Linked DNA regions of Homo sapiens: all the other regions are linked to region 4. A link is a loop called in an ENCODE intact Hi-C map of the cell type or tissue named here. Cell type or tissue: PC-9. All regions are shown on one strand. Region 1 has its middle 23 kb from the start of TNFSF10. Region 2 has its middle 29 kb from the start of GHSR. Region 3 overlaps FNDC3B (fibronectin type III domain containing 3B). Region 4 holds the start of LINC02068 (long intergenic non-protein coding RNA 2068). Region 5 overlaps FNDC3B (fibronectin type III domain containing 3B). Region 6 has its middle 33 kb from the start of TNFSF10.

Region 1 (5,000 bases), 50 kb after region 4:
CTCAGAGAGGATACAGTCTGGGTTACCCCACTTTTTCTGTATTCACTGCACTCCTGAGAGGAATCCTAGTGGGGCACGGAGGGGCAAAGGGTAAGAGGCTCTGCTCTCGAAGGAAGAGTTTGGTTGAGGGGTCAATCTCAGGAAAGCCAGAAGCTGGAGCCAAAAGTGCTCAGGTTAAGGAAATCGTGCTTTGCTCAGTAGGCACAAGAGCCTTCAGACAGAATATTTTTATTGAGTGTAGACAATAAAACATCCAGAAAAATAATGAGGCATTTTCAGAAAAAGAGATTCAAGAGGTATTGTATTAGTTTGCTAGGGCTGCCCTAACAGACTGCCATGACAGACTTCAATAATAAAAATGTATTTTCTCACAGTTCTGAAGGCTAGAAGTCCAAGATCAAGGTGCTGGCAGGGTTGGTTTCTGGTGAGGCCTCTCTTCCTAGCTTGCAGACGGCCGGCTTCTTGCTCTGTCCTCCCATGGCCTATTTTCTGTACATGCCCTTGGTGTCTCTTCCTCTTCTTATAAGAATGCTAGTCATATTGGATTAGGGCCCATCCTTATGACTTTATCTGACCTTAATTACCTCTTTAAAGACCCTATCTCCAAATACAGTCACATTCTGAGATACTGGGGGTTAGGGCTTCAACATATGAATTGAGGAGAAACACAATTTAGTCTATAACAGGTATTAATATAAATCAAGCATATTTTTTGACATACGGGCATACGGTCTATCTCCTGAAAATATTTATTAGCCTTGAAGTCCAGACAGTCTTAAGACAATGCTTTTGCGTGTTGTACCTTTGCATATTTACTTCTATGGCATCCTGAAAGGCAAGTTCTTCCTCTTCCCAATCCTAGGATAATGCTATCTGCATTTGGAATCATCACTTTAAAATCATTTAATCAGCAGGGTGCGGTGGCTCACGTCTGTAATCCCAGCACTTTGGAAGACCGAGGTGGGCGGATCACAAGGTCAGGAGATGGAGATCATCCTGGCTGACATGATGAAACCCTGTCTCTACTAAAAATACAAAAAATTAGCTGGGCATGGTGGCACATGCCTGTAATCCCAGCTACTCGGGAGGCTGAGGCAGGAGAATTCCTTGAACCTAGGAAGCAGAGGTTGCAGTGAGCTGAGATTGCGCCACTGCACTCTAGCCTGGTGACAGACTCTGTCTCTAAATAAATAATAAATAAATAAATAAATACATAAATAAAATCATTTCATCATTTAGGAGAGAGTAGATCTCCTCTCCCACAGAGCCTTCCCTCAAATGCTACATCTATACACTTCTGTATGGGAGAATAGCCAATTCAGAGTCTGGAAACCAGAATTCTAGTCATAGTTTTATCTCTAACTAGTCAAGTGATCCTAGGAAAGTTATATCACCTCTTTAGGGCAAGGCAACATTTGGCCTGTAGCCTTCACCTCTGGAAACAAGTTCCCTTTCATTACTCTTCACTGAGAGTCAAAATGTGCAAGGGCCGGGAGCAGTGGCTCATGCCTGTAATCCCAGCACTTTGGGAGGCCGGGGCAGGCAGACCACCTGAGGTCAGGAGTTCAAGACCAGCCTGGCAAACATGGAGAAACCTCGTCTCTACTAAAAATAGAAAAATTAGCCGGGTGTGATGGCAGGCACCTATAATCCCAGCTACTCAGGAGGCTGAGGCAGGAGAATCACTTGTACCCAGGAAGTGGAGGTTGCAGTGAGCCAAGATCAGGCCACTGCACTCCAACCTGGGCAAGAGAGAGAGACTCCGTCCTAAAAAAAAAAAAAAAAAAAAAAAAAAGTTCCCAAAGATCACTGGTCTCTCATTATTTTCACACAGTTATTTTGTAACCAAATCTAACATTCAGATGTTATACAAAATAGAAAACAGATTACTATGGCAAGAGTCCAGGTTCTACTACCTAAAAAAGAAATAGGAAAATGAAACTTCACAATAGAAACTGATTTCAACAGGAGAAAAATGAAACACAAACTTATATTTCCTCTTTGCAGCTATGTTTTGGGACTTCCTCTTTCACCCATCAAAATATTTCTTTAAAAAAAAAAATCTTTCCTTCCAAGTTTTTTCTTCCTTTGTTACTATGACATGAATAAATCACCTTGTAGATTCTCTGTGTTTTGACTGCCTTCTCATGGTCAGGGACTAGAAAGACCTGTTGTGTGGCCATTTGCTATGGTCTGCCCTACCCTGACCCCTCAGTTCCTACATTGAAGTCCCAACCTCCCAGCTGATGGTAGTAAGAGGTGGGATCTTTTGGAGGGTGACTGGATCATGATGGCCAAGCTCCTGTGAATGGGATTAGTGCCCTTCTAAAATAGGCCCAAGGGAGCTCATTCACCTCTTGTCACCTCTTTTCACCTCTTCCACCATGCAAAGACACAGCAAGAAGATGCTGTCTTTGAACCAGGAAAGCTAGCCCTCACAGACACCAAGTCTGCCTTGATCTTAAACTTTCCAGGCCCTGGAACTGTGAGAAGTAAATTTCTGTGGTTTATAAACCACCCAGTTTAAGATATTTTGTTGTAGAAACCCCAACAGACTAAGTCAGCAATGCAAAAAATATTAGAACTAAAGGGACCTTGCACTAATCTCATATAAGCCCTTCATTTTTAAATATGAAAACAAAACAAAACCGAAGTCCTGGCAATTAGCCTACTAAATCCACAGGTAGCCAGAGGTAGAACTGACTCATTGTTATGTCTCCCCAGCTCAAACGTGTTCTTCCAGATCATAAACATTGGCTTATGCTTCTTTCCATCTCCTTTAAACCCCAGACAACTGCTGGGCACATGTAATACTTTAAAAATATTTCTATATCGGCCAGGCATGATGGCTCATGCCTGTAATCCCAGCACTTTGGGAGGCCGAGGTGGGTGCATTACCTGAGGTCAGGAGTTTGAGACCAGCCTGAGTAATATGGTGAAACACCGTCTCCACTAAAATTACAAAATTAACCAGGCTTGGTGGCATGTGCCTGAGGTCCCAGCTACTTGGGAGGCTGAGGCAGGAGAACTGCCCAGGAGGCAGAGGTTGCAGTGAGCCGATATCACACCATTGCACTCCAGCCTGGGCAAAAAAATCAAAACTCCATCTCAAAATAAATAAATAAATAAATACCAAAAACAAAATACTCATATAGCAACAATGCCATTACCCTAAAATGGTGGTAAAGGCTAAAAGCAAAAAATCCTAAAAAGAGAGAAAAGTATTAATGTAATAACCCTAGAACCACGAAGAATTATTTCCAAGTATTAATATAATTTGGTAAAATAATTGTTAGACCCAATGGAATCATCAAGAAAAGCAACCACGTGATTATACAACATGCTCTGCTATAGAATAGAATAAACCTTTCAGAGCTGGAGAGAACCACAGACTTACGTAGTAACAACTCTTAATTTTGAAGGTAAGAAAGCAAAAGGACAAGAATAGCCAAGATTTTCTTGAAGAAGGTGGCAAGAAGGCTTTTTGTTTTTATTTATTTATTTATTTATTTATTTATTTATTTATTTATTTATTTTTGAGTTGGAGTCTCGCTCTGTTGCCCAGGCTGGAGTGCAGTGGTGCGATCTCAGCTCACTGCAAGCTCCACCTCCTGGGTTCACACCATTCTCCTGCCTCAGCCTCCCAAGTAGCTGGGACTACAGGTGCCCGCCACCACGCCCGGCTAATTTTTTGTATTTTTAGTAGAGACGGGGTTTCACCGTGTTAGCCAGGATGGTCTCGATCTCCTGACCTCGTGATCTGCCCACCTTGGCCTCCCAAAGTGCTGGGATTACAGGCATGAGCCACCGCTCCCAGCTAATACATTTTATTATATTAAAATTAACAATTTCTGCTTATTAAAACAAACCACTAAATGAGTGCAAAGAAAATCCACAAAGCACTCGATTATTTGCAACACACATAAGCAGCAAAGGACAAGTATCTAGACTACCTGAAGAATTTCCACAAATTGGCCAGGCGTGTGCCTATAATCCCAGCTACTCAGGAGGCTGAGGCAGGAGAATTGCTTGAACCTGGGAGGCAGAGGTTCCAGTGAGCTGAGATCACGCCACTGCACTCCAGCCTGGGCAACAGAGCAAGACTCTGTCTCAAAAAAACAAACGACAACAACAAAAAAAGAATTCCCACATTTGGTAACAGCAAAACAATATGATAGAAAAAAGCATTAAAAAAATTTTTTGAACAGTTACTGCCAGGAAGATGGAACCCTAATTAAATAATTACATATCAAGAAACAATTACATATTAAAAATATAATTAGGTTGAATATTATAAGGAAATGCAAATTAAAGCCCCATTATGAGGAAATGCAAATTAAAGCCACAGTGACATCCTCTTATACACTACCAGCTGGCAAAACACTCCTACAATACCAAATGAGTATGCAGTGCCACAAGAACTCTTTTACTGCTGGAAAGATGACAAATTGGTGCTAGCTTGTGGAAACTTTTCCCAGTAAAATGACATGAACAAAATCTACAACCCAGGTAAATGTTTATGTGCATCAGGAGACATATATAAGAATGTTCACGACAATACCGACTATTCAAAAATTGAGAAACTTCCTAAAAGCCCATTAACAGTTGAGTGGATTAATGGTGGAATACTTCTACAATGGAGTATAGAAGAGCAGTGAAAATTATAACAAACTACAGCGTTATACATCAACATGAATGAATTGTATGAATAATAAAATTGAGTGAAAGAAGCAAGTCATAAAAGAATATTTATCATATGATTCTATTTACACAGAATTCAGTTGGTAAAACTATTTTTTAAAAAGCAAGAAATTAAATATCACAATAAAAGTCAAGATAGCAATTCACTCTGGGGGCAATGGGCACACAGGGAGTGTCCAAGTGACTGGACAAAGGTAATAGACCTTGTACTACACCAAGGTCTTGTAATATACCAAGGTTCTAATTACAACCTAGGTGTTAGTTTCATGGCTTTATAATTATCACTTTATTATACATAT
Region 2 (5,000 bases), 120 kb after region 4:
TCCTTTCCCGAGGAAGGAACTCAGATAAAACAAAGGTAAGTTTCACACTGTAAGATCAGAAAAGTCTATTTCTACGTTTATCCAAAGAAAAAAAAAACCCAAAAACTGTTCATGGGACTATTGGGTTGGATTCATTAATTTTATGTGGGTTCATAGGGCTGGTTCTCTGTAGTATCTTTTTTTACACCTTACACATACATTATAATTTTGCAGTTTAAATCTTACCTGAATAGTGTTGGTAAGCATGCCAAACCAGGGATTTGGGGGGGTAATGCACTACTCTTTGGTCCAACCAACATTTTTAAAAACTTTATTGGATCTTATAAATTGCACATGAAAGGTATGTTTTTTATTATGAGTGAAATGTAGAAATGTATGAAGAAAAATGTTAAAAATCTGTAATCCCCCCACTCCCTTCCCATCATGAAGGATCCAATATTAAAACTCTGTGTCCTGGCTGGGTGCAGTGGCTCATGTCTGTAATCCCAGCACTTTGGGAGGCTGAGGCAGGTGGATCACTTGAGGTCAGGAGTCCAAGACCAGCCTGGCCAACATGGTGAAACCCCATCTCTTTCAAAAATAGAAAAATTAGACAGGCATGGTGGCAATGCACCTGTAATCCCAGCTACTTGGGTAGCGGAGGCAGGAGAATCACTTGAACCCAGGAGGCAGAGGTTGCAGTACAATCTCCAGTGAGACTCCATCTAAAAAAAAACCAAAAAACCAAAAAACTCTGTGTCCTTTCATATGTTTCTCCCTGTTCCCAATATTCTAGCTTAATTAATTTTTTGTTTTACAAATGGAAATATATATACATACATATATAGGTATATGCATATGCAGTTGTGTATAAAACTCAGCAACTCATTCCTTTAATAGTACATAGACTCCTTTCCAGATCAAAGTATACAGATTTAATTGGTTCTTTTAAAATACTGCATAATAACTCATTGAATGAATAGATTATAATTTATTCCAAGATTTGATTGTTCCCAATTATTTGTCACTACAAATAATGCTACAATAAACATTTTTGTCATTGATCTCAACATTCTGGATTCCAAATTGGGATTTCTGGGCCAATTTAACATTTTAGATGTTAAAAATACCTGTCTGGCCTGGCTGAGACAGCACATATCTGTAATCCAAGCATTTTGGGAGGCTGAGGCAGGTGGATCACTTGAGGCCAGGAGTTTGAGACCAGCGTGGGCAACACAGGGAAACCCCATCTCTACAAAAAAATGAAAATAAATAAATAACTCCCTGATTACTTCCTTAATCTTTTGTAGCACATTACACACCTAGCAACAGAAAATGAGAATGCTCTGGTCCCCACATCATCACCAGAGTGAAATATTACTATTTGTGTTCCTGTTTGCCAGCCTGATGAGTGAAAACAGTATCTAATTTTTGTGTTAACCACCAACATTCTTTACCTGCTGCTTCCATTCTGGTCAGCAAAGGTGGTGCAGGTACAGTGGCTTCCTAAGCACACTGCTTCTCAGTACCTCCTGGTGAGCATTTAAAAATGCTGATGCTCAGTCTTCCTCAGAGACCTACTGAATTGGAATCTTCCTGTGTTTGTTTACGTTTTAATTTCCACAAGTGATTCTGATACAGCTAACTTGGCACCTGTTCACTGACAGGCAACTGAAAATCACGAATAGAACCTATGTAGACTTGAAAAACCTACATTTCAAACCCTGTGGTGTGCGAATTAAGTATTTAAGAAAACAAGATACCCAAGTGATCATTCTGATTAAATGTTCAAAAATTCAATTCACCTGCAACATTTTAATTCTATGAATTGTTTTAACAAGGGATGATGCCTGCATGTTACTTCCTCTGCTTCAGAAACTAAAGCCTAAGATACGGGAAGCAGCTGTGGACTGGCTATTTTTGAAGGACAGTTTTCTGGACAACTGTGGATTCCTTCTTGTAGAACATGAATACTGATCTTTTTGACAATGAAATAAGGTCAAGAGAGTCTTGGCCTCTCATCGCTGGACTCTGTCCCATCCAACCTCCTCACTTGAAGCATAGAGAAAAAACTGCTACTCCAATTTTTATCAGAATGGACCTAGACAGGGCGAGGGATTTCTAAAGACAATGGCCCTTGAGGAGAGGTCAGCTCAGCTGTTTGAGAGGCGTGAATAGCAAGGCAGGGACATTCTCTCCTCTCTCCTTGAAACCAGACAGGGGGCAGCCACCTTGTTACCACACACTATGAGCTGCCACCAGGTGGCGAGTTTCCCTTATTTTCCTCAAAGCCCAAAGTACTTGAGAGAGAATAAAATGACTTCAAATTCTGGTTAAAATGAAAGTGAAGAGGAGTAGTTTATATCTGGACCATAAGTAATCAGGGATGCAGACGAGATAATCAGAGCATTGTACCGACATGTCCTGATTGAGATCTTGCCACCAATGGCTTCTGGTAGTTATGTCATATCCTCTCTGTGTCTCCGTGCCTTATTTATTCAAATGGGGATAATAACAAAACCCAACTTGTAGCGGTTATTAGGAAATGATTAATATGAGTGACGTGCTGAGATACGGCCTGGCAAGTTCTAAGCATTCAATATGCTTAAAAAAAAAAAAAAAGAGGGAGGCGGAGCTTGCAGTGAGCCGAGATCGCGCCACTGCACTCCAGCCTGGGTGACAGAGCAAGACTCCGTCTCAAAAAAAAAAAAAAAAAAGGAAAGAAAAGAAAAGAAGACGAAGAAAACCTCTGGTACAGAGGTTTTACAGCCTCATTTTAATTGCTTTCATGCTGATTTTGATTTCAGATTTCTCTTTATTCTTAAAATCTCCCAGAAAGTCATATTGACGTCAAAATTGGAAATGACCTAGTTAAAATAGATAAGTATAAAACAGGGCTCAAGTACGTCCTGTTTTGAGAAAAATCAATGTATAAAACCCTCAAGTTTAATAAAACAGATAAATTTAAGAGATTACAAAAGAGCATTTTAGAAAGAAATGAATAGCAGTCTTTCTTTAAAAGTAAGCTTCCTTTCTGCATTAAGAATTTGGTTCAACTTGTGAAACTCACTTGCTCCTAACTGCCCTGTGAAGTGAGATGAACGCATCCTTAGGATACATTGGGAAGATGAGCATTCTGCTTCTGCAACGCCTGCTTCCCCTTTTTGCACACGTTCCCTTCCCTACAAACTTGCCACACTGCCTGCCTGCCTGCAACCCATCCCCTTTTGTCTCCCAATCCTCTCCCTCCTGGAGGGGCACAGGCAATGGATGAAGATCAGGAGGATATACAACACAGTCCATGGTACAGGCTGAAGGGTGGAGAGGAGTCCTCCTCTTTCCCCCAAGCTCCAGGAAGCTCATCACATGAGTGGAAAGTTGGAGAGTGACCTGGGCGCGGTGCTGTTTACACTTGGGCAGACTTCTGGTTGGGGGCAACTTTAACTCCAGGGAGTTAATAATAATCATGTGGGCAGGGCATGGTGGCTTACCCCTGTAATCCCAGCACTTTGGGAGGCGGAGGCGGGTGGATAACCTGAGGTCAGCAGTTCGAGACCAGCCTGGCTAACATGGTGAAAACCCATCTTTCCTAAAAATAGGATGTGGTGGCGAATGCCTGTAATCCCAGCTACTTGGGAGGCTGAGGCAGGAGAATCGCTTGAACCTGGGAGGCAGAGGCTTCAGTGAGCTGAGATCGTGCCATTGCACTCTAGCCTGGGCAACAAGAGCAAAACTCTGTTTAAAAAAAAAAAATCATGTGGAAGAGGAGGAGGAGCCGTCTATTGAACTCTTTCTCTGCTATAGTTAGTTGTTGGCATGCTCCCTCAATTCCCAAAACACCTTGTGTGGCCCTGTGACATGGGGACAGAGATAAGAAACTGAGGTCACAGAATTATTATAGTCAGTGAAAAGTCTTGGCCTTAGGTTTGTCTCAAGTGTTAAACTACTACTGGGATGGAATATGTCCAAACCGAAAAAGGGGTTAGGTGAGATGAGCGTTTCTATGTAATTCTGGGGGAAAAAAATAAAAAACCACAGTGTTAGCCTAAGCTCTACTCACACGAATACAAACATAATCTGCTTCTGAGACACTTGCGCCCCTAAATCAAAACCGAAGTCCCTTAATATTCTCTCTTCGCATGTTCTCACTTATATGTGGGAGCTAAATGATGAGAACTCATGGACATAAAGAAGGGAACCACAGACATGGAGGCCTACTCAAGGGTAGAGGGTGGGAGGAGAGAGAGGAGCAGAAAAAATGACTATTAGATACTAGGCTTAGTACCTGGGTGATGAAATAATCTGTATAACAAACCCCCATGACACAAGTTTATCTATGTAACAAACCTGCACATGTACCCCTGAACCTAAAATAAAAGTTTAAAAAAAAGAAAAGAGAAAAAAAGAAGACAAAAGAAAAAAGACAGTTTAGTGTAACATATTAGCATAAATTTGGCATCAGATCTGTGTTAGAAACCCATTTCACTGCTTAAAATCTGAGTAATTTGGGGAAAACATCTCTGAGCCTCCATTTCTTCCCTTATAAAATGAGAATATTATCTACTTCTAGCATTAAAAGAGTTAACTGAGTTAACATATGTCACCAAATTTATATCAGGGCCTTGTGGCCTGGTCTCAGTCTCCATGTGATATTCAGATGAATACAATCTAATATCTGAAAGTAAACAAAAGTGATTTCAATCTTCATACTCATGTCTCTTAGACTATGATGTGGGAATGAATGCCGAACCCACAACATCTCTTAAAATTTTTTTCTGGTTCCTTTGCTCTGTCTCTCATTCCATATCTCTCCCAAAGTGTTGCTCCCATTCCCAAAACAAAACTTCCTTGAAAACCTGAACTTATTTTCCTCCTTGCTCACCCTTTTCTTCCAATCTCTGTTTTTTCTTCTCTCTATTGAGGAGAATTTGACCACATACTCATTTCCAATTATATTTCTTTCTGAACTTGACTCTGTTTCTGCATCACAAAAGCCTGCAAAGGGATTAGAAAGGGTGAGG
Region 3 (5,000 bases), 240 kb after region 4:
ATTGACCGTCTGCCAAGGAAGCAGGCATTTAGAAGAGTCAACAAGTTTACTTCACATTATTTAAACAGCATCTGGCCCTGAAATCAACTACCTAGATTCTAAAATACTCAATTCAACCTATCCTACATTTTTACAAAAACACATTTTGTTTCAGCGAAAATACGTGAACATTTACGTGTACAGCTGATGCACTGAACTAACATTAATTATTTCTAATGATGATGTAACATTCAAAATTGAAAAAAAAAACTGAGGAACTGATAAAATGGAATGAAATGATGTCTTGTTGCATTCTGGGGAAAATATTAAGGCCTCTGAGCACAGGAGGCTGAGACAGCTGAATGAGGACTAAGGCAGTTACTGTTTGTTTTGGTTTAGGGTGAAAAACACAGTATGGGAAAATAATTTCCTAATTCCAGTGAAAGGTGACATTGGACTAATGGGCAAAACAAACATTAACCTGAGGAACCACTCCAAGAATTCACCTCAGAAAATAAAAACTAAACTTTAAGTTTTATTAATTAGAGTCTATCCAAAACCCAAACTTGAGAAGTTTTCTCTTTAGCTCAAGTAACATGCTAATCTTGAAACTTAGATAAAATCTGCAGGTCTCTTTGTTTTGTTTAATTTGCATTATGTCAGTTTAAAAAATCTTCAGCTCTGCAAATTAAGTACAAGGGAAGTAGCATTTTCCTTTCCAATTTGGAGAAGTAATGTAATCCCAAGCAAATTCTTCTTGGCTAGGCTGATGTGAAAAATCTCTTCATGTTTCCAGGAGTCTGCAATATCCATCAATATACTAATATTATTGATTAAACAAATCAAATAAATCAAAGAACCACATTCTTTATAAATTTTGATTAAAAATCCACCATTAAAGGACCACATTTTACATGCAAATACACTCCTGCTTTAGAAGATCATAGCCTTCTACAACGCACTTTAAATATATACATATACATAATCAAATTTCTACTACAAAATATATTAAAAGAAGAATGACTTTCGAAACAAACCATCCTTAGCTGGGAAGACTTCCCTCATCAGGACTGGCCATCTCAGAGCTCGGGATGTCAAGAGTGTGGGTGTGAGGGAGACTGAGAGGGCCCGCAGGTAAAGGGCTAGGGTAGGAGGGGCCTGAGAAGCAAAAGATGGGCTGGCTTTTACAACACCCCTGCCCTAGATTATCATCTAATTAAGAAAAACATGAAAGAAGAGAATAATCATCAGAAAATGTCTTAAGTACGAAATAATAGCAAACAACGAAAATCCCTTTTGGTGGGGAAAAGATGGGCTCCGAGTAAAGTTATTCATAGAAGGCTTCCTGGAGGAGGAGTCGGAACTGGCCTCCCACCAAGCTCCTGCTCCTGAAAGCTCCTTTGACACCAATGCCACCATTCCAGCTCCAGGCACTGAGACTTGCTCTTCTCATACCCTGCTCTGGAGGCAAAAAAACCTTGAAGGATAAGGTTTCTACAGATAAGATCTCTACCTATAATCTGGTCACAACCCATCTTTGAGTTCATTTCTTCCCTACCGAACATTAACAACAGATTTTCTGATTATTTATTTACTATGTGTCAGGCCCCATACTAGGTACCTGACCTCTTATCAAAATACCCAACAACTCTGTTAAGTAGTGAAAATTATTATCCCCTTTTTAATGGTCAGGAAACTGAGGCACAGAGAGCTTAAATAACTTCCCAAAGTTTGCAGAGACAATAAATGAAGGATAGGATTGAAGTCAAGGCTGTCTGACTCGTCTGCTACCACTGAACTACCCAGAACTTGTCTCCTAGTAAAGCCCATCTCACCTTGTTATGACAAAATGATTTATGATTCACTTCTGGGCAGCCTAACATAGTGCTTACCATATAGTAAGGGCTCAATACATGTTATTTTTAAGCCTTTTTTACTTAGCAAAAGGAGTACAAATGAGCAAAACAAACAAATCTACTTTAAGTTTTGGTTGCCTGCCAGCTCAGTCTGAGTCAGGCATATAATAAGGTTGTTTAAAAAAAAGTAATCTCAGGCAACCTCACTAACTGCTCAGTATGGAGAACAAGGAAGGCAATAGTCCTGGTCTGCTCTGAGCCAGCCAACCAGACCATTCCTGGAGGTCTGGGCACTGCACATCAGCGAGGCCACCAAAAACCTGAAAACATTTAAAGAAGAGGTTGGAGGCAGTTATAGAAAACCTGTGCTAATGAAGACAGTGTAAATGATGGTGGGATGGGTAAATAAGAGACAGCTGACATTATAACGTAATGATGTTTAGGCCCCCTCTGGGGCCAATTGCGGCCTACAGGTGTAGGGCTCAAACACCTGTATTTTGAAAAGGTTCTCCAGGCAACTCTTACATACACTGACATTTAAGAATCACTGCTCTAGGGCCAAGGTTTTCAAGTTTCATAAGCATCAAAATCTCCTGAAAGGCTAATTAAAGCACCAAGTGCTAGGCCCCCCCCCTAGATTTTCTAATTAAGTAGGTTTGGGGTGGAGCCTGATAATTTGCATTTTATCGAGTTCCCAGGTGATGCTAATGCTGTTGGTCCAGGGACCACACTTTGAGAATCACTGCTATTGAGGAAGTTCTAAGGTCAGCAGTTGATTTTAGATATAGAGAGGTTTATCCACAAATAGAATGGACTGCCTGGTGAGTGGAAGCTAGAACCACTGCCCCTGTCACTGAAGATGCTCAAGCCAAGGACTGGGAAGGGGTGATACCAGGTGATCCGATTACCCTCTTATCTTGCCAAATCTGTGACTACTTGGCTGGAAGCACACAGAGCAAAGTTAGGTTTTCATTTTTAATAATACTGTTTTCCTTCAAATTAAAGGACAAATTCAATTTCTAACTCAATTATAAACTTAAAGGAATGCCTTTAAAAGTAGTATTGTAATTCTAGTGAAATTTCTACAGAGTGTGTCAGCAAGCCAATGGGTAGTTTGCTATAATAGCACCCATGGAGAAATGACCGATCCATTGAAGAAGCTTTTTTGCATTAGTACATTTACTAGAGAGGTGTACAACCCTGTCCTGGCAACACAGAGAAAGAATAAGCTTGGTATGAGAACAATATGTAACTGCTGAAGGCTTAAAAAAAAAAAAAAAAGAAAATCAAACAAAAGAAACAAGTCTTTTATCCAAGCTCCATGGTCTGCTTAAAATGTTTCATTCCACATGTTTTTATCTAGAACATCATGATCTGTTCATTTATATTTTAACCAATTTATAGGACAGAAAAAAGGTGAAATAAAAGTTGATTGGGCCAAAATTATACCTTTGGTTCCCTGAAATACTCATTTTGTATTTCACTATAATTACTGCAATTATGTTTTTGAAACATAAAACAACAAGACTGTGGGTTGACCAGAGTTCTATTAATACTATACAGTATACCCAATTGTGTACTATAGAAACTAAAATTCCTAAAGCTATAAACCAGTTGGTCTTAAGTATGAATTATTATTATTATTATTTTTTTTTATTGTTTATATTTCTTTATTGAAAAAATACTCATTTACTGATACGGGCATACCAATATCTTAGTTATAAACATTAGCAAGCAAAAATATTAATTGAACTTGGTCCCTAATATTTAGTTTATGATTTCATGATATAAAATATAAAATGTACTATTATTAAATGATAAATACTGACTCATAAAATGTAATTCAGATTTAGTGAACAATGGATTAAAATTGGAAACAATTTAAATATGATAATTCATATTTGAAATTTTTTTCTATTTGTATATAAACAGAAATGGGTATGTAAAACTGTCCTACATGTTAACCAGAAATAAACTACTATAGAATGATATTGAACATACTTTGAATTTTTAAGGTTTTGATTGATTTTCCTTCATTTGGTAGCCTATTCATTATTTTGAAAAATCAGCCTCTACTTCAAGATGTAAAAGAAAAAGCAAGTATGAATTATTTTTACCTCAAGTATGTAATGTCCAGTTTATAATTTATTGATTGGCCAGCAAAGACTATCTAAAGTTTTTTTTTTTTCCCCAAGATCAAACATTTGCCTTTTCTAAAGCTATTCAATTTCCATCTGTCTAAAATGGTATCTTCAAAGCTATCTTATAAGGAAAAGGTGGCATTCTCCCAATGTGAGTTTCTTTTCACATTCAGCTCAATATACTAGCCTTGGCATATTAACACTGAATTAAATTATTTATGCTGCATTCATAAAATACTTTTTAAATAGGGTCTTGAGGTTTTACTATCCAAATCTAAGCTCACCTTTCCATAGTTCCTACACTACTAAACCATTTCATCTTCTCCATAACAGAACTATCCTCTGAGGTGCTTTCTGGTACGTGGAAGATGTTTTTGATAATTTCAACGGTTACCTGGCATTTAATTAGTAAACAATGATTCTCAACATGTGTTCCCTCAGTTGAACCCCTGAGCTCCAGATATTTTTTTAGAAGTCATTAAACAACTATAGGTTGTTTAATAAAAGTCAACGTATCTCCAATGCCATCCTTTTAGAAATCTTAAAAGTTTTACCATCATTTAAGCCACTGTTAAGGTCGGCACAATTTCTGGAAGAAGCCAAATTCTTGGGCTAACATATTGCCAAAGCCCTTTTATAATTTCTGACTTCAATGTTCAGAGGACTGACTTGAGGATTTGAGTCCACTCTGGGGTAGAGACGGTGCAGGTTAGAGTGGACACAAAACCGTCCAGTGAGTCCCTGAACCAGTGTGGCTTTTTCACAGGTCTTCTGGCCTGAGGGATCAAGGTGAGACAATACTCTGGACATCTGGGCTCTTAGAAACAGCTGGGAGATGACATCCACTTGGTCATTTTCCCCGAGAGGTTTACTTAGATCCCCAAGTGCTGATGTGCTGATGCAGATTTCTACTCCCTTGCACTCACCGGTAGGTGGTTTCTGGAAGGAGATCTTTCATAACATGCATGGTGGTGTTGCCCACGGTAATGCTAGTGTCTCCTAGATCAATGGTGTAAGCAAGGAT
Region 4 (5,000 bases):
GTTGATTCTATCTCTTTGGTATTGTGAATAGTGCTGCAATGAACATACATGTGCATGTGTTTTTGTAATAGAATGATTTCTATTTCTTTGGGTATATTACCCAGTAATGGGGTTGCTGAGTTGAATGGTATTTCTGTTTTTAGGTCTTTGAAGAATTGCCACACTGTCTTCCATAATGGCTGAACTAATTCACACTCCCACCAACAGTGTACAAGCATTTCTTTTTCTCCACAACCTTGTCAGCATCTGCTGTCTTTTGACGTTTTAGTAATAGCCATTCTGACTAGTGTTAGATGGTATCTGACTATATAAGTTTATATAATATACAAATATATAATACAAATCATATCTCTTCCCAGTCTTTCACTCTTAGTGGTGTGTTTTAATTAAACTACTGGCTTTTTACATAACAAAAAATTAACTGTTCTCTTTACTGGTAGAAATAATGAATTCAATGAATCATCACTTTTAATTTTGTTTGACATCAAACTACTAAAATATAACATTATTTTACATATGTTTGCAGAATATTAATAAAGAGAATAGCACAGAATGGAGTTTAAGAGACATTGATTTAGAACACCATGGAAATGAATTGATCTTATCGGGCAAAGTTAGCACCCCTTAACCCAGGCTGGGAACTGACAAGCAAATGCAGGTCCTTTATATGAGAGTGAATGTGGTTCAGCCTAAATCCACCACAACTGAACCAAAAATGCAAAAAGGAATTCTTGGATAGAAAAAAAAGCATTATCAGAGACTCCTTTTTTTTTTTTTTTTTGAGATGGAGTCTCGCTCTGTTGCCCAGGCTGGAGTGCAGTGGCACAACCTCCGCTCACTGCGAGCTCTGCCTCCCGGGTTCACGCCATTCTCCTGCCTCAGCCTCCCAAGTAGCTGGGACTACAGGTGCCCACCACTACGCCCAGCTAATTTTTTGTATTTTTAGTAGAGACGGGGTTTCACCGTGTTAGCCAGAATGGTCTCGATCTCCTGACCTCATGATCCGCCTGCCTCAGCCTTCCAAAGTGCTAGAATTACAGGCATGAGCCACCGCACCTGGCCCAGAGACTCCTTCTTATCTGAGTTTTCATTACTTAAATTCCTCTAGAACATGATTATATAGGAATATTTGCCATTACATGAAAGTATTCACTCATGAACCGAACACCCATAAAATTGTTCCCCTTTCAAACAATCTTCTCTGCTTAGCTTGAATGACTATCCCTGATCACAAGTCAAAACTTTTTCAGCCTAACTCTTATTGCTTGTAGAATACTGTAAACATCTGACAACACAAGTCAAATAGATGGCAAAGTGGAGTTGTGATTCTTGCAAAAGATGCAGAATTTCATGAAATTGATGAAAATAATGTTGGAGAACTGCTCCAACATCAAGTATAGTCACGTGTCAACAGACTAGGTAAAAACTGAAGAAAAAAAACGGACAAGGAATCATATAAATTAACACTAAAGAAGAGTAATGGGTAAGGATGATGATACAAGAAATGCTTCCAAAATGTACCAGCTTAAATGTCAGGGAATTTTTTTAATCCCTTTGGAAAATTGATGAAAACCCTTGATTTAAAAAATGTTTTTGGTAAAAAAGATCCCCTTTGATGGTGTTACCGAAAGGTAGTATGAGCTAAACAAAGTCGCACTGTGCCATCCTATAATTTTGTCCAAGAAAATGTGTCCTCTTCATGCCAAATCAACTCCTCAACATTCTTTGGGCTAAGAATTAATGCATAGTTGCAAATAACCATATACATTTTGTTAATTTTAAGATAATTATTTTTATTATTTACCTTGAAATATGCTCTTTATTGTAAGAGGATTAATTAACTTTGGCCCTTTCCTGGTATCATTTATCCTTGGATACTGAGTGCGTCTTATAATTCTGTTTTCTATGAAGAACTTTAGAGATGGAGCTTGTTTGTTGTATTCACACTTGTATGAGGCATTTTGTAAAGAAGTTCTTTACTTTGCAGATAGATAGCATAATAGAAGCACAGGGCAGACAGATGATCTGCAAAGGTCACACTAACAGTGTTTACATTTATGTCTGACTCCACTGCCTACTCTCTTTAGGTCAGAATGCCTCCTAGGCCCTCAAAAGCGGAGGCAGCCAGAAACCCAGCATTATTCTTTCTAATCCTCAGTCCTGTAAATGAGAAAATGATGTCTTACTTTTATAAAGTACTACTAATAATAGGGTCTGCATAGGGTACATGAGTGGCAAAGCACCTTCACAAACATATCATTTGGTCTTCTCTTATCACCCCAGGAAGTGGTGAAGAAGCAGGCAAGTGGGAAACTGAGGCTCGGAAAGCTAAAATGGCTTGTCTGAGGACCCACAGCTCAAAAACAGCAGTGTTGTGCCTGAAACTTAACACTTTTAGACTGTGGTGCCGAGTTCTGTTCTCTGTACCTCTCTGGTTTTTGGCATGAAAATAAAGCAGGGAAAGTTAGCAAAGAAATTCATTAACAAAGTTACCATTTAAATAACCTCTCCATCAAATACATGGTCTTCATACTGCAACATTTCCAGGTGAATAACTTTGGTGTTTCTCTTCTGACAGTGGCGTTCACAATACATACAAGAGGGAGCTTGGAGATCACACATTTCCTTACCTTGGAGGCTGAAGAAGATCCTGGTTTATGAACTCTCTGTTAGTAAGAAAACCAGCAAAAAGGCCTTTCAGATTCTCCGTCCCATATAGTGTGCTATTCAGGAGAGCCGATAGAGGGCGGTTACTGAACACAGATCGTGTGAAAATTAACAGCTTCCGAACTGATTTCTTTGCATTGGCTTTGTCAGTTTTACTTTCTATTTCTTGGGAAATATTTCTATTTCTAGTTCTATTAGATTTCTATTTCTATTCGTTTCTATTTCTTGGGAGTATGTCAGGGGAAGGCCAAGATCATAGCAGCAACGCAGACAGGATTTATGAAGTCTGCTTACCATTTCTCATAGAACTCTAGATTCTCCAAGCCTACAAGATTCTCCAAGCCTACAAGATTTATTCTAATAACCCCTGAAGTTAATCAGATTCATCTTATCCCTGACTCCTCACCCCTCTTCTCTCACCAATACACATGTCCTCTTGCTCCTGGTAATAACACAAAAACAACATGGTTAAATTTTGGACTGAACAATTACTAGGCAAGAGAAAGCACAAAATCCTTTGGTCTTGCACAGCTAATGGTAAGCAGCAACTGGAAATAAAAACAAATACACATTATGAGTTCAGCTATATCTCAAGTTAGTTTTTTTGCTTTTGCTTTTGTTTTCTTTTCCCTGCTCTATTAATGAGTTAATCAATTAAGATTTTCTTTCCTTGCATGGAAAGATTTTTGGCTTTGTTTTTAGATTAAGAAAGCTTTTCTCAGTTTCTTAGTTAATTATGAACATGCACTATCACATCATCTTGGACTCAATTCAAAAACTTATCTAAAACATGTAATTACTGGGAAATTCCAGATTAATTTCCTGCAAGTTTTAGTTAGTTAACGATTGTGTTAAACACTTAAGAGAGCAGCTCCTAGATGACTAAACCTGCTCAGCTGAAATCAAATGCTCTCATGCTTCCCTGAATGGACACACACAGAGTCTCTTCACCTGAGGAATAAAGTGTAAGGTGAGGACCCGGTTCTTACCTAAGAGAACAAAATAGCAAAGACACCTCTATAGCTTTGAGAATACGGACATGTTGGGCCGGGTGCGGTGGCTCATGCCTGTAATCCCAGCACACTGGGAGGCCGAGGCGGGTGGATCACCTGAGGTCAGAAGTTCAAGACCAGCCTGGTCAACATGGTGAAACCCCATTTCTACTAAATATACACAAATTAGCCAGACGTGGTGGTGGGCGCCTGTAATCCCAGCTACTCAGGAGGCTGAGGCAGGAGAATTGCTTGAATGCAGGAGGTGGAGGTTACAGTAAGCTGAGATTGCGCCATTGCGCTCCAGCCTGGGCAACAAGAGTGAAACTTCATCTCAAAAGAGAAAAAAAAAAGGGATACAGGCATGTCTTCTTGAGTTCTGGGTGAGAAAGAAAAAAAAGAATACAGATATGAAAGCTAGTATATACTCATGTATATATGAATGTATATACATTATATAAAGGTATTTATCTTGAGAGCTTATTGTTTTAATAATAATTCTTTTCCTATGGAGAACTCAAAATAATATATTGAGTCCCTGTCTGCATTGCCTTGGCGGGGAGGGAAGGTCGGAAAGAGAGAGAACAGGAGAAACGAAAGTTCACTTCAGGTCCTAGGTCACGTGGTGAATTTGGCAGAGCTTGACCGGGAACGCCTGCTTTTGTTAGACTTTGAGACTTGTAGGAAAACACTCCAAACAAAGGCCTTAAGACAAATCTACCAGTTGAGGTAGGAAATCCACTGAGATATTTAGTAGACAGAACTTGATAATTTCTTTCCTTTCATATTTTCATTTTAGATCTTCAGAACTTTTATTCAGGGGAGAAAGGCCCAGGTAGCTGCTGCTGTTCAGCTTAAGGCTAATCTGACCTTCTATAACAGGAGTTCAAGTCCCAGAAATCCCTAGTCCTCCATCAGAGGTAAGTAAGGATGGCAGCTGAACCCAAGAAAAGGAGCATGAATGATTAACTCTTCCTTCATTTCACCTCAGAAAATGGGGGCTGGGCGCAGTGGCTCACACCTGTAATCCCAGCACTTTGGGAGGCTGAGGCAGATGGATCACTGAGGTCAGGAGTTTGAGACCAGCTTGGCCAATGTGGTGAAATCCCATCTCTGCTAAAAATACAAAAATTAGCCAGGCGTGGTGGCGTGTGCCTGTAATCCCAGCTACACCAGAGGCTGAGGCAGGAGAATTGCTTGAACCCAGGAGGTGGAGGTTGCAGTGAGCTGAGATCACGCCATTGCACTCCAGCCTGGACAACAAGAGTGAAACTCCATCTCAAAAAAAAAAAAAAAAAAAAAAAGGAAAGAAAGAAAGAAAAGAAAAATAAAATGTGGGGA
Region 5 (5,000 bases), 260 kb after region 4:
ACAGGACCCCAAATTGGCACAATTTATTATACTTTAGACATAAGTGGTAGGAAAAAATAGTCTGCTAGAGAGTTCTGTACATTTGTACTTGTAATTATACATGTTGTAAACTGCTGGACACAACAGGAAACGCTAATACAGCTTAAATCAATGCTGTAAAAACATCAGGACCCACACAGGACAATGCAGCAGAGGTGGTTGCAAACAAAGACGAGAAAGAATTCCATGTGATCTTATAAACCATTCTTTGGTTTAAATTCTAAATGGAGCACAAAATTTTTTTCCCATGAATAAAGTTGAAAACTTTCTGAAAAAGACTGGCTGTTCTTGAAATACTCCCTAGAAATGTGTCCCCTGAAGTGCGGGGGATAAACCATGTGTGTGGCACCATCAGGAAGAGGAAGGTGAGGGACAGTGTTGCGGGTGTGGATGGGGGGAATGACACACATAAAAAACCTGGGTCAACATACTTCAAGAAGAATATGGACATCCTCAACAGACAAAAACGTATATGGTCTTTAGAAGAAAGCTTTGAAACTTAACTACAAAGCATAAGTCTTCATCTCCAATTGTCCAAATTGTCAATGTCAATGTGAAGGTTAGTTCACTCACCCCACTCTAAGTGGACTTCTTTGTGCTTTGGTCTACCCAAAACCCTCGGTGGTCGACATTGACCTGGTGCAATGCTTAGTGTGCGAACAGGGAGACTTTCAGAACACTGCAGGAGAAACACCAGAGAGAACCATCTCTTAGTTACTGTGAATTTATCAGACCTCTACATATCAGGCAAATTCCACCCCATAACTGCAAATGTTACCGAAAAGGGGTTACACACTAAATGTGTGCACATTATGGTATGCTTTTAATGTAATTAAGATCTTCATATAAATTTATGTGTGTGTGTTTTAAGGGTGGCTATAGACTTCATATGGCACTGGGAAAAACAAGAATGATTATTTTTGAAGTTAGATTAGCAGACATGAGTACTGTATATCCTAAGCACACAATTCTTTTCCTTCAAATCAAAATTAGAAAGACCCTTCATGAGGACAGAAGAGAACACAAAACGACAGCTGGATGAAATTTTAAAATGGTACCATAAATGGCCAACCACTCACATACAGAGCAGAAAAGCAAATAAACTCAATATTAATCAATTGATTCTGACATCAACCAGCAGGTACTGTTAATGCTAAAATAAGCAGTCCTTTATTTTGCAGGATCTGGTTGCGTAAGGCTAGTGGTATGGAAGCTGACCTACTTCCTGAGACGGGAGAAAATCAGGTAGAGCTATACAGCTCAGCCACATTCAGTTTTCTTCCTGAGAAGTGGCACAGAGGAAATGAACTCTATGCATTTGAGCAGTTCAGCCTCAGTGCCACCTTGTGTAGTGCCTCACACATAGGAAGGACCACTGATAATCTCAGCTTTGATTTGGATTTACTCCACCTGGGAGGCATTCCAGACAGCTTCGGCACTGTATAAAGATGGTCCAGCTGGACCTTCTCCTCACAGGCAGTGTCTACATGGGCAGTCTAGATGCCCTAGTACCATCCTTGGGGGCAAAAGAAAGTAAACACAAAAACTGATGTTGCAAGTGGGTTGACTAGAAAAGTTAGGCCTTCAAATGGCAGGTATTCTCTTGAAAAGTCAACCCAGCACAGGGCTGTAAGCCACCATCTCTCCTTCTCTTTCATTTTAAATGTTTAGTGGTTTCAAATCATAATGTTAAATATCTCTACAGTGAAAGTATCTTTTGGCATCTCGTTTCTCATTCACTTTTCTGAGTGTAAGTTAAAACCATTTAGATAACAATTATTTCTAGAGTACTCCATGTATATTTATTAGGTTGTTTTGCGCCTATGAGAGTACTATGTGGTTGAAACTAAGGCTCCTGACATGTTAACAGGTTAGTCTAAAGTCATATAAATAGTAGAAACAAAAGAATGGATGCTGCCTACAGATGTGTACGTTGGGTACCACACAACTTCAGGAGGTGCCACTCAGCTCAGTCATCATGGATTTATATTGTTTTTGCAACAACTTTCCAGCAGATGGCAGTAAAGTACCTTGAGGAAGGTATGTCTCAAATTCTTAAAATTGATAGATGTGGTAACAGCAGTGCTGTGCAGGTCTTATCTTTTTACTCTAAAATCTATAGTTTTTTAATCATTGCAATAACCGAGGTCTCCTTTATTTAGTCAATGCAAATTCCAGACAATTTTCAACTGTCACAGGTGATTATGTCAAAGCCTTCTGAGAAATGAGTGAGTGACAAATGTACCCGAAAATACCACAATTCAGTAGGGAATCATTTAGGCCTATCTTATACCTCTAAACAGCAATTCAGAAAGCTCTATTTTTCATTTCCTGACATGATACTATTAGGTTGCATTACCAAGATACATTGTTTAAACTGCAATTTGCTTCTGATGTTATAGACAGTTTGTCCGAATTTGATCAATGAGGTTTACTTTCATATGGAAACAAAACCAACCTGGCTGTGTCCGCCGGTACTGATGCAGCATGCTCGGAGTTTGTACAAAGTGCCTGGTTTCAAGTGGGTGAAGGTGTATTCGGTAGCCGACCCACTGTAGGCCACTTCCCACTGATTCGCTGTAAAACAAGACTTATGCATGACTTTATGCCTCTTGTAAAAATGTAGCATATCAGCCATTGCTGACAAGAAAAAGCTCTATGTTTTCATGAAAACCAACATCTTCTTTTTCTTTTTAAATAGCCAGAAAGCTCTTCCTTTTTCTTTTACAAAGTTAAATACCAAAATAACATTGAGTCATTTTTAATACTTAGTGTTGCTGGCTAGACTACCTATTATCACCACAATTACATTTGCTATGAGGTTTGGATGTGGGAAACCATAATGAAACGTGCCGCTGGCATGGAGGGAGTGGTAGGAGACACAGAACAGGGGTGGGCAAGCTATCAAATGCTCCTGGTGTGAGGAGGCCTCAGGGGCAGCCAGGCACGGGGCTACTTCTTGGCCACGAGGCTTCTGGCAAGTCTGGGGTGGTACGCAAGAATTTCTCCCTGTTCTTATCTGCCTAGAGGTCAAAGGAAGTGAAATCCTCTTTTAAAAACTGGGTCTTTTGACTGCCTTCATGGAGCTCCACTTAAAAGACAAAAATTACAGGCGGTGGCTCACGCCTGTAATCCCAGCACTTTAGGAGGCCGAGGTGGGTGGATCACCTGAGGTCAGGAGTTTGAGACCAGTCTGGCCAACCTGGCGAAACCTTGTCTCTACTAAAAATACAAAAATTAGCTGGGCATGGTGGTGGGCACCTGTAATCACAGCTACTTGGGAGGCTGAGGCAAGAGAATCACTTGAACCCAGGAGGCAGAGGTTGCAGTGAGCCGAGATTGCGCCGTTGCACACCAGCCTGGGCGACAGAGTGAAACTCTCTCAAAAAAAAAAAAAAAAAAAGACAAAAATGCCTACGGGGGTGACAAATTAAAGACCAAATGTGGCATGACCCAAGTGATCTGACCGCTTTGTGGAACTGAAGAGAGAAACGGTCACCAGGAGTCTGGGTGCCCCCCAAGGCTGATGCCGTCAGAAGCAAGGGCACCCAGGGCTGCCTCAGCCGCCTGCCTGACTCACAATTCCAGGCCACTGGGAGGCTCTTCACTCCTCTGTTTTATTCCCACTCACGCTGTGTTTCCAGTTGACCACTTTACAAAAGCCTTTTACTACATGAAGTTGTTTTAGGGGAAATGCTTTTTCTATTCCCTGGTATTTTAACTAGAGTAACTTCCACAAATTCCCCCAGCGGCTTATTAGTTTAGATTCACAACAGAGTCGCATGCACTAAGGCCATATGAAGAAAGGCAATAGCAAAGGCAATTATCCTGATATTACAGGTCAAAAAAACCTGTACTGAAAAGGTGACTGGGAGCAAGGATTACTGAAAAGATTCAATCACTCACTCAGCCATGCAGTCACAAAGTTGTTAACTGGAAGTCCAGAAGGGCCCCTACTTTTGATTTGTCATCAGTAGCTAAAGGGAGCCATGAGAATTCAAAACATACTTAAATATTCACAACGAGCCACTGGCATATACATGACTTCTAACCTAGTTGGGTTTTTCTAATGAAGAAAAGCTAAACCAGGTTTTTTGTTTGTTTGTTTGTTTTTTGTTTTTTCTTCCGAGACAGAGTCTTACTCTGTCGCCCAGGCTTAAGTGCAGTGGTGCGATCTCGGCTCACTGCGACCTCCGACTCCTGGGTTCCAACGACTCTCCTGCCTCTGCCTCTCAAGTAGCTGGAATTACAGGCACATGCCACCACACCCAGCTAATTTTTGTATTTTTTCTAGCAGAGACGGGTTTCACCATGTTGGCCAGGCTGGTCTCGAACTCCTGACCTCGTGATCCACCCATCTCGCCTCCTAAAGTGCTGGGATTACAGGTGTGAGCCACCATGCCCAGCAGTTCTAAACCAGGTTTTTAACCACAAAATATGATTTTATGTTTAGAACAGCTGTGCTCATCTCAAAAGAATTCTCATGTTTTCAGCTTAAAATAGGAACCAACAGACTTAAAAAAATTCCAGGTGGTTCTCATGGTACAGAATAAAAAGCCAGCCACACATCAGCACTGCTTGCTTGTAAAAGTTTTATCAATGCTCTCTGTTTTTGGCATTAGCATGTGCCATTTAAAAAAAAATTTAATGGTGGGCCGGGCGCGGTGGCTCACACCTGTAATCCCAGCACTTTGGAAGACCGAGGTGGGTGGATCACGAGGTCAGGAGATCGAGACTATCCTGGGTAAAACGGTGAAACCCCGTCTCTACTAAAAATTCAAAAAAAATTAGCCGGCCTAGTGGTGGGCGTCTGTAGTCCCAGCTACTCCGGAGGCTGAGGCGGGAGAATGGCATGAACCCAGGAGGCGGAGCTTGCAGTGAGCCGAGATCACGCCACTGCACTCTGTCGCCTGGGCGACAGAGCGAGACTCCGTCTCAAAAAACAAAACAAAACAAAACAA
Region 6 (5,000 bases), 110 kb after region 4:
GATGGGACGTATCTCAAAATGATAAGAGCTGTTTATGACAAACCCACAGCCAATATCATACTGAATGGGCAAAAACTGGAAGCATTCTCTTTGAAAACTGGCAAAAGACAGGGATGCCCTCTCTCACCACTCCTATTCAGCATAGTGTTGGAAGTTCTGGCCAGGGCCATCAGGCAGGAGAAGGAAATAAAGGGTATTCAATTAGGAAAAGAGGAAGTCAAATTGTCCCTGTTTGCAGATGACATGACTGTATATCTAGAAAATCCCACCATCTGAGCCCAAAATCTCCTTAAGCTGATAAGCAACTTCAGCAAAGTCTCAGGATACAAAATCAATGTGCAAAAATCACAAGCATTCTTATACATCAATAACAGACAAAAAGCGAGCCAAAACATGGGTGAACTCCCATTCACAATTGCTTCGAAGAGAATAAAGTACCTAGGAATCCAACTTACAAGGGATGTGAAGGACCTCTTCAAGAAGAACTACAAACCACTGCTCAACGAAATAAAAGAGGATACAAACAAATGGAAGAACATTCCATGCTCATGGATAGGAAGAATGAATATGATGAAAATGGCCATACTGCCAAAAGTAATTTATAGATTCAATGCCATCCCCATCAAGCTACCAATGACTTTCTTCACAGAATTGGAAAAAACTAGTTAAAGTTCATACGGAACCAAAAAAGAGCCCACATTGCCAAGTCAATCCTAAGCCAAAAGAGCAAAGCTGGAGGCATCACACTACCTGACTTCAAACTATACTACAAGGCTACAGTAACCAAAACAGCATGGTACTGGTACCAAAAGGGAGATATAGACCAATGGAACAGAACAGAGCCCTCAGAAATAACGCCACACTTCTACAACTACCTGATCTTTGACAAACCTGACAAAAACAAGAAATGAGGAAAAGGATTCCCTATTTAATAAATGGTGCTGGGAAAACTGGCTAGCCATATGTAGAAAGCTGAAACTGGACTCCTTCCTTACACCTTATACAAAAATTAATTCAAGATGGATTGAAGACTTAAATGTGAGACCTAAAACCATAAAAACCCTAGAAGAAAACCTAGGCAATACCATTCAGGACATAGGCATGGGCAAGGACTTCATGTCTAAAACACCAAAAGCAATGGCAACAAAAGCCAAAATTGACAAATGGGATCTAATTAAACTAAAGAGCTTCTGCACAGCAAAAGAAACTACCATCAGAGTGAACCTACAGAACCATCAGAGGCAACCTACAGAATGGAAGAAAATTTTTGCAATCTACTCATCTGACAAAGGGCTAATATCCAGAATCTACAAAGAACTCAAACAAATTTACAAGAAAAAAACAAACAACCCCATCAAAAAGTGGGTGAAGGATATGAATAGACACTTCTCAAAAGAAGACATTTATGCAGCCAAAAGACACATGAAAAAATGCTCATCATCACTGGCCATCAGAGAAATGCAAATCAAAACCACAATGAGATACCATCTCACACCAGTTAGAATGGCAATCATTACAAAGTCAGGAAACAACAGGTGCTGGAGAAGATGTGGAGAAATAGGAACACTTTTACACTGTTGGTGGGACTGTAAACTAGTTCAACCATTGTGGAAGTCAGTGTGGTGATTCCTCAGGGATCTAGAACTAGAAATACCATTTGACCCAGCCATGCCATTACTGGGTATATACCCAAAGGAATATAAATCATGCTGCTATAAAGACACATGCACACGTATGTTTATTGCGGCACTATTCACAATAGTAAAGACTTGCAACCAACCCAAATGTCCAACAATGATAGACTGGATTAAGAAAATATGGCACATATACACCATGGAATACTATGCAGCCATAAAAAATGATGAGTTCATGTCCTTTGTAGAGACATGGATGAAGCTGGAAACCATCATTCTGAGCAAACTGTCGCAAGGACAGAAAACCAAACACTGCATGTTCTCACTCATAGGTGGGAATTGAACAATGAGCACACTTGGACACAGGGTGGGGAACATCACACACTGGGGCCTGTCGTGGGGTGGTAGGAGGGGGGAGGGATAGCATTAGGAGAAATACCTAATGTAAATGACGAGTTAATGGGTGCAGGCACACCAACATGGCACATGTATACATATGTAACAAACCTGCACGTTGTGCACATGTACCCTAAAACTTAAAGTATAATAAAAAAAAAGTCATATCCTGCTATAAAAAATAAAGAAAAAGAAAATGTGGCACATATACACCATGGAATACTATGCAGCCATAAAAAATGATGAGTTCATGTCCTTTGTAGGGACATGGATGAAGCTGGAAACCATCATTCTCAGCAAACTATCGCAAGGACAAAAAACCAAACACCGCATGTTGTCACTCATAGGTAGGAACTGAACAATGAGAACACTTGGACACAGGAAGGGGAACATCACACACTGGAGTCTGTTGTGGGGTGGGGGAGTGGGGAGGGGTAGCATTAGGAGATATACCTAGTGTTAAATGACGAGTTAATGGGTGCAGCACACGAACATGGCACATGTGTACATATGTAACAAACCTGCACATTGTGCACATGTACTCTAGAACTGAAAGTATAATAAAAATATATATATTAAAAAAAAGAAAAGGAATGAGTTCACATCCTTTACAGGAACATGGATGAAACTAGAAGCCATCATTCTCAGCAAATTAACACAGCAACAGAAAACCAAACACCACATGTTCTCACTCATAAGTGGGAGTTGAACAGTGAGAACACATGGACACAGGGAGGGGAACATCTCACACTGGGGCCTGTCAGGGAGTGGGGGGCAAGGGGATGGAGAGCATTAGGACAAATACCGAATGCATGTGGGGCTTAAAACCTAGATGATGGGTTGATGAGTGCAGCAAACCACTATGGCACATGTATACCTATGTAACAAACCTGCAGGTTCTGCACATGTATCCCAGAACTTAAAGTAAAATTAAAGAAAGAAAGAGAGAGAGAGAGAAAGAAAGAAAGAAAGAAAGAGAGAGAGAGAAAGAAAGAAAATCCTATCCACAAAGCATGAGGAACATGACAATGCGGTAATCTTATCTTTCAACCCAGTGGAACCATTGCTGTGCCCCCTGGTGGACGCACTCTTCCTTTAAGCACTAAAACTAAATTATTGCTTCTCAAACTTTAGTGAACATCAGAATCGCCTGGAGAACTTGTTAAAACACAGATTTTTAAAACCCACTCCCAGAGTTTTTGATTCAGTAGGCCTGGGTTGTGGTCTGAGAACTTACATATTACACAAGCTCTCAGATAACACTGCGGCTGCTGGTCCACAGAAGACATTTTTTTAAACTTAAAAAAAATTATTGTAAATTGACAAATTATAGTTGTGCATATTTATGGGACACAAAGCGATGTTATGATATATGAATGCAACGTTGAATAATTAAATCAAGCTAATTAACATCCATCACCTCACATACTTGTGATTTTTGTGGTGAGAACATTTGAAATGTACTCTCAGCAGTTTTGAAATGTACAATACGCTATTATTAACTATATCCACTATGTTTTGTGCAATAAATCTAAAAAAATTTATTCCTCTTGTCTCACTGAGGCTTTGTGCCCTTTGACCATCATCTCCCCATTCCTCCATCCTCCAGTCTCTGGTAACCACCATTCTATTCTCTGCTTCTATGAGTTCGATCATCTTAGATTCCACATATAAATGAGAACATGCAGCATTTGTCTTTCTGTGCCTGGCTTATTTCAGTTAGCAAAATGTTCTCTAATTCCATCTATGTTGTTGCAAATGACAATTTCTTTCTTTTCAAAGGCTGAATAGTACCATTTTGTGCATATGTACACATTTTCTTTATCCATTCACCTGTTAATGGACACTTAGTTAGATTCCTTATCTTGGCTATTGTGAACAGTGCTGCAGCAAACATGCAAGTGCAGACATCTCTTTGACATGCTCCTTCCAAATCTTCTAGGTAAATACCCAAAAGTGGGATCAGTGGATCATATGGTAGTTCTATTTTTAGTTTCTTGAGGAACCTCCATACTGTTTTCCATAATGACTATAGTAATTTACATTCCCATCAATATTATACAAGTGTTCCCTGTTCTCCACATCCTTGCCAACAGTTATATTTTCACAGAATACGTTTTGATAATAAAACTATAAATTACTATTGGATGGATAGGAAGCAAGACATTTGAGAATAAGTAATTAGATGTATCATGTTCCACTTGTCTTCTGTCTTCTATTTCCAGCAATGAATTCTGTTCACTATTATGTCCTTCTACTCAGCATTACCTCTGACGAAGGCTCAATTCAAAGATAAGAAGCAAGGCAACATCATGAGATTCACTGGTTTTACCATATCTCTTGTTATCCCAAAGTAGTTGGCTTATAAAAAGGCGGAATGTTTATGGAAGACCCAACTATGGAGCAAACTTGGAGGGAACTCTTTGAAGATGGATTACAGGACTACAGGCTGCAGTATATGATTTGAACTGGTGACCAAAATATGATACTGTTACGCCTACACGTGGTGTGGAGTTACTAATTCAAAGGAAGGAAGGAAGAAAGGACAGAAGGGAGGGAGAAAGAGAAAGCCAAGGAGAAGAAAAAAAGAAAAAAATCACACAGAAACGAAAATTTAATCTAATTGGTAAGTGTAACTACTGGAGTGAGCCTTAGAGGAAAGACTTAAATCTGTTTCCTCAGTTGGTCTTGGATCTTGTAGGTCTCTCACAGCCTGAGTATTTCACCAAGTCAAATGTGACAATGTTTAAAGATATGTATTTTTTTATACAACATAGTCCTTAAATATTAATGAATTACTGTCAGATTGCTTTTCACAAGATTGTTAAGTTCCAAAGTGAGTAAGCAAATGGTAGTAATATCCAAATTTGCCATTGAAAATCTTTCAAATCATCCTGAAATCATCATGACCTCAGCTGTTAGAGGTGATAAAACAAGAATTAACTTCTTTGTTGAGGAGCTGTAGGCTCT

Evidence for each region. Peaks named below come from ENCODE experiments on the same cell type or tissue, not always from the same donor. Only the 100,000 strongest peaks of a DNase experiment are listed, where the experiment ranks them.
Region 1: a loop joins it to region 4, with 5 times the contacts of the local background. A loop is called at or near these places in 17 of 110 quality-filtered maps.
Region 2: a loop joins it to region 4, with 6 times the contacts of the local background. A loop is called at or near these places in 39 of 110 quality-filtered maps.
Region 3: a loop joins it to region 4, with 4 times the contacts of the local background. A loop is called at or near these places in 3 of 110 quality-filtered maps.
Region 5: a loop joins it to region 4, with 4 times the contacts of the local background. A loop is called at or near these places in 9 of 110 quality-filtered maps.
Region 6: it touches region 4 in a loop (8-fold over the local background); 94 of 110 quality-filtered maps call a loop at or near these places.

Annotation. Positions count from the first base shown.
Region 1 is chr3:172,543,980-172,548,979 of GRCh38, reverse strand. No RefSeq gene overlaps it. Among named protein-coding and RNA genes, the nearest start is that of TNFSF10, 23 kb to the right of the region's middle. In PC-9, no CTCF peak of the experiment used is centred here; DNase peaks (open chromatin) are centred at 2,139 and 2,739; H3K4me3 peaks cover 315 bases; H3K27ac peaks cover 2,073 bases.
Region 2 is chr3:172,474,725-172,479,724 of GRCh38, reverse strand. No RefSeq gene overlaps it. Among named protein-coding and RNA genes, the nearest start is that of GHSR, 29 kb to the right of the region's middle. In PC-9, CTCF peaks have their summits at 2,048 and 2,250; a DNase peak (open chromatin) is centred at 2,254; H3K4me3 peaks cover 932 bases; H3K27ac peaks cover 343 bases.
Region 3 is chr3:172,352,986-172,357,985 of GRCh38, reverse strand. FNDC3B (fibronectin type III domain containing 3B) reads right to left here. Exons shown (of 26, transcript NM_022763.4): 22 at 4,903-5,000. Among named protein-coding and RNA genes, the nearest start is that of GHSR, 93 kb to the left of the region's middle. In PC-9, no CTCF peak of the experiment used is centred here; a DNase peak (open chromatin) is centred at 1,975; H3K27ac peaks cover 2,365 bases.
Region 4 is chr3:172,594,040-172,599,039 of GRCh38, reverse strand. LINC02068 (long intergenic non-protein coding RNA 2068) reads left to right here and starts at 3,433. Exons shown (of 4, transcript NR_146714.1): 1 at 3,433-3,637; 2 at 4,459-4,579. RefSeq lists a silencer at 2,627-2,921. In PC-9, CTCF peaks have their summits at 2,539 and 2,754 (motif pointing right); a DNase peak (open chromatin) is centred at 2,729; H3K4me3 peaks cover 525 bases.
Region 5 is chr3:172,338,729-172,343,728 of GRCh38, reverse strand. FNDC3B (fibronectin type III domain containing 3B) reads right to left here. Exons shown (of 26, transcript NM_022763.4): 17 at 2,498-2,616; 18 at 613-718. Among named protein-coding and RNA genes, the nearest start is that of GHSR, 110 kb to the left of the region's middle. In PC-9, CTCF peaks have their summits at 1,844 and 2,051 (motif pointing right); a DNase peak (open chromatin) is centred at 2,058; H3K27ac peaks cover 1,520 bases.
Region 6 is chr3:172,488,427-172,493,426 of GRCh38, reverse strand. No RefSeq gene overlaps it. Among named protein-coding and RNA genes, the nearest start is that of TNFSF10, 33 kb to the left of the region's middle. In PC-9, CTCF peaks have their summits at 2,910 and 3,117 (motif pointing left); a DNase peak (open chromatin) is centred at 3,116.